Linked DNA regions of Mus musculus: region 1 is linked to region 2. A link is a contact called in ENCODE Hi-C data. All regions are on one chromosome and are shown on one strand. The core of a region is the stretch at or near the end of the contact, and the rest is flanking DNA. Distances in the headings are between cores, read along the strand shown.

What was found. A loop is a pair of places that touch in the nucleus more often than their neighbours do.
Region 1: a map of T-helper 17 cell shows a loop between it and region 2 (4-fold over the local background). The contact joins the promoter of Rnf20 here to the promoter of Tex10 in region 2. A Hi-C loop is called at or near these places in 2 of 37 maps with a recorded cell type or tissue (T-helper 17 cell and v-Abl transformed pro-B cells).

Annotation. Positions count from the first base shown.
Region 1 is chr4:49,629,616-49,633,936 of GRCm38, reverse strand. Rnf20 (ring finger protein 20) reads right to left here and starts at 1,877. Exons shown (of 21, transcript NM_182999.2): 1 at 1,726-1,877; 2 at 1,425-1,572; 3 at 527-683. The coding sequence starts at 655. Gm45952 (predicted gene, 45952) reads left to right here and starts at 1,985. Exons shown (of 2, transcript NR_168526.1): 1 at 1,985-2,082; 2 at 3,074-3,279.
Region 2 is chr4:48,471,885-48,476,389 of GRCm38, reverse strand. It overlaps Tex10 (testis expressed gene 10), which reads left to right and starts at 2,927. Exons shown (of 15, transcript NM_001355740.1): 1 at 2,927-3,124.

The DNA.
Region 1 (4,321 bases), core at 628-3,127, 1.2 Mb before region 2:
CCATTTTGCCTCCATCATAACCCAATGTCACACACAGGTACTACAGATTCATTTCACAATCAAACGGGCACAGGACAGATAATACAGGCCATACAGCCAAGAGATATGGCAGAGAGCACGCACGCGCGCACACACACGCGCGCACACACACGCACGCACACACACACACACCCCGGGCACTGATCTGACTCTCATTCAGCACTAGCACTCTCAAAGGCTTTGCTAGGGTGCCTCTCAGAACACGGCACCTATTTTTCAGTAAGGGAAAAGTGCCAATTAACTATAGCAAAGACTACTGTAGTCAGACTCTCAATAAAATAAAATAAAATAAACACCACAGCTTGCAAATACAGATCAAACATAAATTAATACACCTCACTTCAAGAACTGACCACCACATCAATTCATCTATTTCCCTCTTCTTTGCTAATGCTTATCTCTTAATTCAAGAAGCTTCCATAAATTTCTACTTTCAGGAACAACTGACAGAAGCCAAGCACACTTTTGCAGCCTCGTTTTCTCGTACCGTTGAAGAGACACCTCCTAACTTAATTGTTTCCACGGTGGTCCCTGAATCTTCAACAGCTGTCTTCTTCTCTGGAGGCATAGATGTGCCCGGCTCTCCAGCTGCTCTTTTATTTCCAATTCCTGACATCTTGGTATAAGATGACAGTTATATTTTTCTGAATGAAAAAACAGAAACAAAAATAGAAAACATGAACTGAATCAAGATAAGCAGACATGCCACAATATAAAGTACCTGTATATAAAAACTAGTAATTTTTTTCAGGCCAACTCTTTAACCTAAATCAAATAATTCTACGACAAAACCCATCAACCCTAAATCAAGAGAGAAGGGGGAGGGGAACTGTTGAGGAATGGGATTGACAGGATTATAAATTTCTACACAAGATGCTAATAACAAATAAAATTCTACTCAAATAATAGAGAAGCTATGAATAAATTTCAGGATTCTCACTTCCTGAGATGCCAAAAACAAAAAACTAAAAGAAGGAGAGTTTATTTATGACAGAGGTTAAGGTTAAAGTATTAGGAGACTTGGGGCAAGAGACGTGGGAAACATTAGCTAAGTCATTAATCCTATACAAGTCAGTTATCTCTGAATCTCGGTTTCCTAAACGAAGGACAACAACATGTTGCTAGACTTACTGCAACAAATGGATGGCATAGTTATAGAAACAACTTAGCATAATGTCAGATGAACACTAAGCACCCAGAAATGCAAGCGTTCTCTTTGCAGAGCCTTGTAAACGCTCCCTGAGCAGTTAGTTCTCCAGATGTCAGACGTAGGTGAGCACCCCAGCGCTTCCTTTGGGGAGCCGGGCTGCCTTTAGAGACCGAACCTGCCAACAATCCCCGTTTCTTTATCTGTTCAGACGGGATGCTCTTTCAGTATTTCCTACCTGACTCTGGTTCCGAAACTCACAAGGAGGTGGAATGGATGCTAGATGGCGAGCACCGCGGCCATCAGGGGTCTACATCCAGCCGGCTTCCGATCCAAACTCCGGGACGAGGCGTCAATGGCAAGCAGCAATCTGGGTTGGACCTCGCCTGCAAAGAGAGGAGACGGGAGCTGAGGAGAGAGCGCAGCTTGACTGGAGAGCGCTGGCCGCTGGCTCCGGCGTGGCTAACTACAGGCCGGGAAGATGGGACCCGAGAGTCCTCGCCGCTCACGGCCCGGGAGCAGCAGACGACAGAGCAAACCTGGGCTCTGGCAACTCCCGCCGCAGGGAGCGCGCGGCTCCCAGCGCTTCTTCACGAAGGCCCGAGAGGGACTCCAAGGGATTCACTTGGGATCCGCTGCGAGAGGGACTGAGCTCCACGGAGGCGGAGGCACGGAGAGGAAGTAGGGAAAAGGAAAAGGAAGTTGCTTCAACTTTACCCGAGGCACGGCGAGGAGAGGGCGGAAGTGACGTGTGGGAGACCGCCAGGCGGAAGTGACGCGTGAGGAGGGGGCGCAGTCAGTTCTGCGTGTGCGCTGCCGCCTCTGTGTTGGGATGGGCGGGGACTGTTTCAGACTCCAGTCCCAAAGTGACCGGTCTCTTCAACGCGAAGCATTGTGTACGGTTTTTTTGTTTTTTGTTTTCTTTTTTTTAAGGTCCATTATTATTACTGACGGAAAGCGTTTTGTTTATGTTTTGTGTTGGGGGGGCGGTCCTATCTCATCCAAGCTGCTAATTGGTTGATGGTCCTGTCCATCTCCCAAAGGGCAAGCGCCCTTACCTGAGGTGTGGGTGGAGCACTCTTTAAAGAGATGAAATAGCCTGCGTAAAACTCAAGGAATTTGACCGATTTCTAGTTCTGTGTAGTTTCCTTAAAGGGGATTCCAGCACGGCGATGGTAGCACTCGCCTTTAATCCCAGCACTCAGGAGGTAGAAGCGGGCTGATTCCTCTGAGTTCAAGGCTAGCCTGGTCTACAAAGCGAGTTCTCGTACAGCCGGAGCTACACAGAGAAACCATGTCTTGAAAAACCAAAATAAATAAGCACATAAATACATACATACTATGCATAGAAACCCTGCCTCAAAATAAATAAATACTACACAGAGAAACTCCTGTCTGGGAAGGCCAAAATAAATAAGCGGGGTCTCTATTTAGCACTACCTGCAAATGACACTCAGCTGGAGAACTTTAGTCTCTTGTAGGGTTAAAAAGTCACCTTCGCCGGGCGGTGGTGGCGCATGCCTTTAATCCCAGCACTTGGGAGGCAGAGGCAGGCAGATTTCTGAGTTCAAGGCCAGCATAGTCTACAGAGTGAGTTCCAGGACAGCCAGAGCTACGCAGAGAAACCCTGTCTCAAAAACCAAAAATAAAAAATAAAAAAAAAAATAAAGCCACCTTCATCCCATCCCATCTTCCCCCTATGGATTCTCATCACAGGTTTGGAAACTACTGCTTTAGTGTTTGGAGAGGATAAGATACTGACCAGAGACACTGGGGATGGGGGGGGGGGGGTCGGGGGGGGGGAGGAGGGTGTTAATTAAGAACAAGTCAATTAGTCTGTAATCTCAGTACCCGTCTTAATATGATTTTTTTTTAATGTGTGCATAGGTGTTCGAGTGCCCACATGTAAAGCTCAGAGGACAACTTTTGGAGCTAGGTCGTACTTCGAAGGCTCGGGTCTCAAGGGCTGAACTCGGGGTGACAAGCACCTTTACCCACTAAACCATCTTGCCAGGCCAGTACCAGGATGTTTAAAATTTATTGAGCGTTGATATTTTTTTTACGTTAGAAATAAACTACATCATTCAATTTTACTAAATGCATTTTAATGATAAAAAGGCAATCGATCTAATCTGCCCTTGAAAAGCAGTGTGGCTTCTGAAATTGTGGCAAATTAACCAATGACAGCAGATAAAGGCACAGGGATGTAAGAATGGCTGCTATACCCTTTTTAAAAAATACATGTAAATATGTTTGGAGGAAAACCTAACCCACACCGAATTTCTGGCAGTAGAAAGAATTTGGGTGTTCTTGTACTTGATTAGTCTTACCTGTGCATGAGACAAGAAGGTTGTATTAGTCAGGGTTCTCTAGAGTCACAGAACTTATGGGTAGTCTCTAGTAAGGGAATTTGTTGGTGACTTATAGTCTGCAGTCCAACTCCCCAACAATGGTCAGCAGCAGTTGTGAATGGAAGTCCAAGGATCTAGCAGTTGCTCAGTTCCACAAGGCAAGCAGGCAAAGAGTGAATCTTCCTTCTTTCAGTGTCCCGATGTAGGCCTCCAGCAGAAAGTGTGTCCCAGATTAAAGGTGTGGTGTACCACCACTCCCGGATCTGGGACTTGCTTGTCCCAGGCTGACCTTGAACTCAGAGATCACCTGGCCTCAGTCTCCAGGGATTAAAGGCATGTACTACCTCGCCTGATCCTATGCTTTTCGTGGCCACTATGTCTCAAGATCTCCATGCCAAGATCCAGGTCAGAAATGTGTCTCCCAGCCTCAAGATCTGGACCAAAGGTGAGCCTTCGAATTCTGGATTGTAGTTCATTCCAGATATAATCAAGTTGACAACCAGAAATAGCCACTACAAAAGTCAACTGTGGAAAAACTTGTTTTGTTGGTGCCTTGGAGTGCAGTATCTAACCTGTTCCAGAGAAAATTTGGAGTGCAGTATCTAACCTGTTCCAGAGAAAATTGTCTGTAAATGAACTTGACCCTGCACTTGACCCTGCAGTGTGGTGAAAATGAAGTGTGAGAATTGTTTCTGTACCTTTAATTTTTTTCAAATCCTTTTTTTTTTTTTTTTTTTTTTTTTTTGGTTTTTCGAGACAGGGTTTTTCTGTATAGCCCTGGCTG
Region 2 (4,505 bases), core at 1,678-4,177:
GAGCAATCAACATTGTTGATGTCTTGATTTCTAGTGACTCCAGTCTCCAGAACTGAAGGCCAATGTATTTCTATTATTTTAGCCAATTGGTTTTGTAAGGGCCAAAGAAATGAACACTTGTGTGGCCAATTAGCGAGTGTTAGGAATACACTCCTCTTTACATTCTAGAATGCCTGTTTACTGTAAACAGTGCTTTTCTGGCCTAGGTCAAGAAATCTTGCTAATTAGTATTGTTATGTAACAAAGATCTCTAAGTAGATATTCCTTGTAATTGTAGAATTTGTCACTTACAAGTTGAGAAGTCCAGTCTTTATGCTCACAGTTTTCATGTTTTAGAGTAGAGACAATAAACTAGCAGCCTGTTCATAACTGTTTTGTTGGCACACACAGTTTTAAAACTCAGGGGGAATGTTATCTGTTTGGCAATTGTGTCAGTCACTTTTTATGGCTCTGACAAAAACCACCTGAGATAAACAATTTAAAAGAGGAAAGATTCACTCTGGTTCATGGTTTCATAGGGTTCACTTCATGGCCAACCGGCTTTGCTGGTTTGGCCCTGTGGCACCTAGAAAAGACAGGCTCACTTTGAAGTGGCCGAGAAGGAGAGAGAGAGAGAGAGAGAGAGAGAGAGAGAGAGAGAGGCATACTCAAAAGGGCCAGGAGCGCTTCACCCCCACCAGCCTTTCCTTCTAACCAAAACTACTTCTTATTGCTTATTCAGTCTGAACTTATCAATGGTAAGCTAATTAAATCATCCATGGAGTTAGCGTCAATCACCTCTCAATGGTGTGGTTAGCTGGGGACCAACTTCAAATCCAAAGAACACTACCCATATTTAAAGACTAGATTTCTTATAAACATTTCTGGGGGTTTAATTTTGCTCTGCATTCCTTCAGGGTAAATATTGCCCATTGTTCGAAAGTGACTGCTTTTTTTTTTTCCCACACCATTAATATTTATATTAGCCACACACAAAGCCACCAGGCCTGCTTTTCTCTGAGTCTATAATCTCTGTTCTACACCAAAATAGGAAACAAAAGAACTATGGCTGAACATTACCAAATAGCATGTGTTTTGTTGATATTTATTGTGGGCCTACTATGCTCCATACACTATTTTAGGTATTTAGGATATAGACTGAACCAAACAGAGGTGCAACATGAAACATATATTTTAGTGGTGAGTGAGGGGGACAGGTAGTAAGCGGTATGTAAATTATACAGTACATTAGAAGGTGGTACACCCTAAGAAAGAAAAATGTTGAGCAGAGGAAGGAAATGTCTATATGTAGGACAATATGTTATGATTTTTAATTCAGGCCACCAGGATAGGCATACCTTGAAGGTAGAAGATGTTTGAGCAAATTCAAGTGAGGGAAATTTGTCCAGTGGATTTACTGGGTTGTGTACTTCAGGCAGATAGGAATATAAAGAAAAGGTCTAACTAGAAAGATAAAGGGGTACACGTCTCTTGTATTTAAGGAGAGCAAAGAAGTGAAGGTCACAGGAACAGAGAGAAAAGGGAACATAGCAAAACAGTGCTCAGAGGACTGCAAAGGACTGTTCCAATATGGTAGGATTTGAGGCCATCAGAAGGACTCTAGATTTGGGGGGGTAAGTGACATGGGGAACCACCGAAGAGTTTTATAGTGACATGCTTTGCCATATATAAAAAAATATTCCGAGAACTGCTCTGCAAATGTTAGACTGTATGGGGTCTAAGATGGAGAGAAATGTGTTCCCGGCTCTTTCCTCTGATCGGGGTGATGTGGACCTTGAAGGTAGCCAGGGAGATGGTGATTAATAGTGGAAGTCAGAGCCAGCTGGTTTTTCTCCTGGGTTAGAAGCCACATGGTCTCAGAAAGATGCCAGCTTTTAAGGTTTGGCTTGAGTAACTGGCAGGATGGGATGCTATTTAAGGTGAAGAGGTTGTAGGAAAATATTTCAGAATGGATGTGCAGAGTTATCTTTTAGTCCTTGTTGATACTGAGATAGATATACATTGCAAAGCTGAAGGGAGAAGTTCTGAATAAGCTGGTAGCATTTTGGAGTTTAGGGGGCATATCTAGGTGGCATAAGCCTTTATAATTTTTTTTTTATTTTATAGTTTTACATATAATGTCATCAACTCCCAAGGCAGGTGCGGTGGGGGAGGGGAGGTTGTCTGTGTGGTGGCTTTTTGGCTTTATTCTTTATTCATTAACACAGAGGAGGTGTGACCTTAATTCTGATGCTTGGGTCTCCTGAATTTAGTTATTATCGTTTTATCCCTACTTCGTATATTGAACCTCAATATAAGGTATTAGGCTTTTCTAGTTCTTATATGTAGGAAGCTGCAAAGACAAATTTGACTCTAGGCTGACACTCTATCTGTATGCTTTTCCTTATATGTGGCTAAGTCAATCTTTAGATGGTTTTGTTTTCAAGATTTCTTTCTTCACATCTTCTTTGTAGGCATTTTAATGTCTCAAATTTCTCTAAATCCACTTACTTTGATTAGTAGAAGTTAATTATATGCTGAAAATGTTGAATTGGGGAAAACCCTGTCCTAGGTTTCCGGGACTCTGCCACAAGGTATAGTTTGTAACCTCTTAGCATTTGTCTATTTGCCTTTAGTCCAGGTTACCCTTCCCAGAAATGCTATCTTTGCTGTCCGAAACTTTTTCCTTCCTCAATTAAGCTCAGTTTATACTTTTCTCTAGCTCCAGGTTTGAAGAACTGAAGTCCTTGGGGGGAGAAGACCGCCTTTCAAGCTGTAACCAGCCAACATCCTCCAAGCCAAGGATGCTGGAAGACCTGACTCGGCTTGCTGGACCCTAGACCCTCCTCTCTTTCCTCCAGCTTCCGGCGCAGCCCCTCTTAGAGGGGGCGTGGCGTGCAAATCTGGACCCGCCCTCCGGCTGCGCGCGATTGCGACCTGCGGTCACGTGAGCGCGGCGAGGGAGGGCCCCCACTTCCGGGCGGCGGAAGGAGACGCGTCCGCGTGAGGACGAGGCGATTTGAAAACACGCTCTGGGAGCGAGCGGAAAGCCTGCGGCCGGCGGTTCACGGCGTGCTCCTGCGGGGCTTGACGGTCGCTCGCTCTCCGCCGCGTCTCCGCGTTCCGGGTCCGTCCGGGCTCTCAGGTGAGCGGCGTCTGTCTGTCCTGCACGGCTCTTCTGGGGCGCGGACACGCGAGGCCCAGGCGGAGGGACGGACTGTGGCGGCGGGTAGGGCGGCCGGGGTCCTAGCTGTCCCCCCACCCCGAGCGTGAGAGCCGGCCGAGGGGCTTCCGAAACGCCTCAAGCGGCCGCGGTCCGATTCGGAGGCTCGGCGGGTGTTAGGCCGGCGTGTGGGGGTCGGGCCAGAGACTCCACTCGACGTCCACTGAGGTATAGGAACCATGGTTTTTCTTTGGGAAAAAAAAAAAAAAAGACAAACGGAGTTTCCATTTTTGGTGTGCGAGCTCGAAAACGGGCGGGCGGATCTGATCGCTGCCCTCCTCCCCCTCCCCTTGACGGAGGACCCTCTCTTTCTGCCCCCTCGAATTTGGGGAACTTTGGAGACGCGAAGGGTTGGAGAGAATCACCGTAGGCCAACTGCTGCAATGCTTACTTTCTCTCCTTGATTTCTTCCTTTCTTTTGGAGAGCGGGAATAGTTGGAAATAAGGAGGAAAGGTAATGGGCTGGCCGCAGGGCAAACTACTTGGGAGTCTGCTTAAGTTGCAGTCTTTCTTCCGCTCAGGTTAGCATTAAGACTGACCTGCAGCAGGCATGTGTATGTGTATGTGTATGTGTATGTGAGTTTTCAAGCTTACCAAAAAGGTGATCAAGTCCAGTGAGAGCTCAGGCTCCGAGGCTGGAGTTAGCTTCCTTGTACTATCTACTGCTGTAAAAGTGGTCTAGTCTAGTAGAGCTATTTGACTTCCAGTGTTACGAAAATCTTTAAATGGAAATAATAGCAGCATCTAATGGAACTTTAACCAAGTTCCTAGTGGGAAAAAAATTGTCAGTATGTTTCTGTAAATAATTGTCGAGATTTAAAAGTTATTAGCCCTCATAATTTTCCTAGCAGACTGATGAGAGTGTACTTGAAGTGATACGGCACAACTTACTGAGAATGAGGTCTGATGTAGATTGCTAGAGACAGACCGACCGACCCATCATCACACGTGAAAGAGTGCCTAGAGGATAATGCAAGATGTCACAGGGTCAATTTTTCTTTCTTGTGAACCGTTTTCTTTTATCTCTGGAAACACTACTGATAAAATTGTAAGAAAAAACTTACAGAGTATGCTTGCTTAATAGGTAAAAACCAGCTTTGTATTAAAAGGGATGAGTCCCGGGGCTTTCTGGGTGTGTGAGGCTTGTATGTTTGGTAGGTGTTGGTCCTGAGGCTGACTAACACATGCATGTGTGCTTGAAACAACTGTCAGCTTACAGCTCTGGGTATGGTAAGCATGGACAGGGCAATTACTTATTTAATCTGGTAAAATCTGGTAACTGTACCTTGGCTTATAGATACAT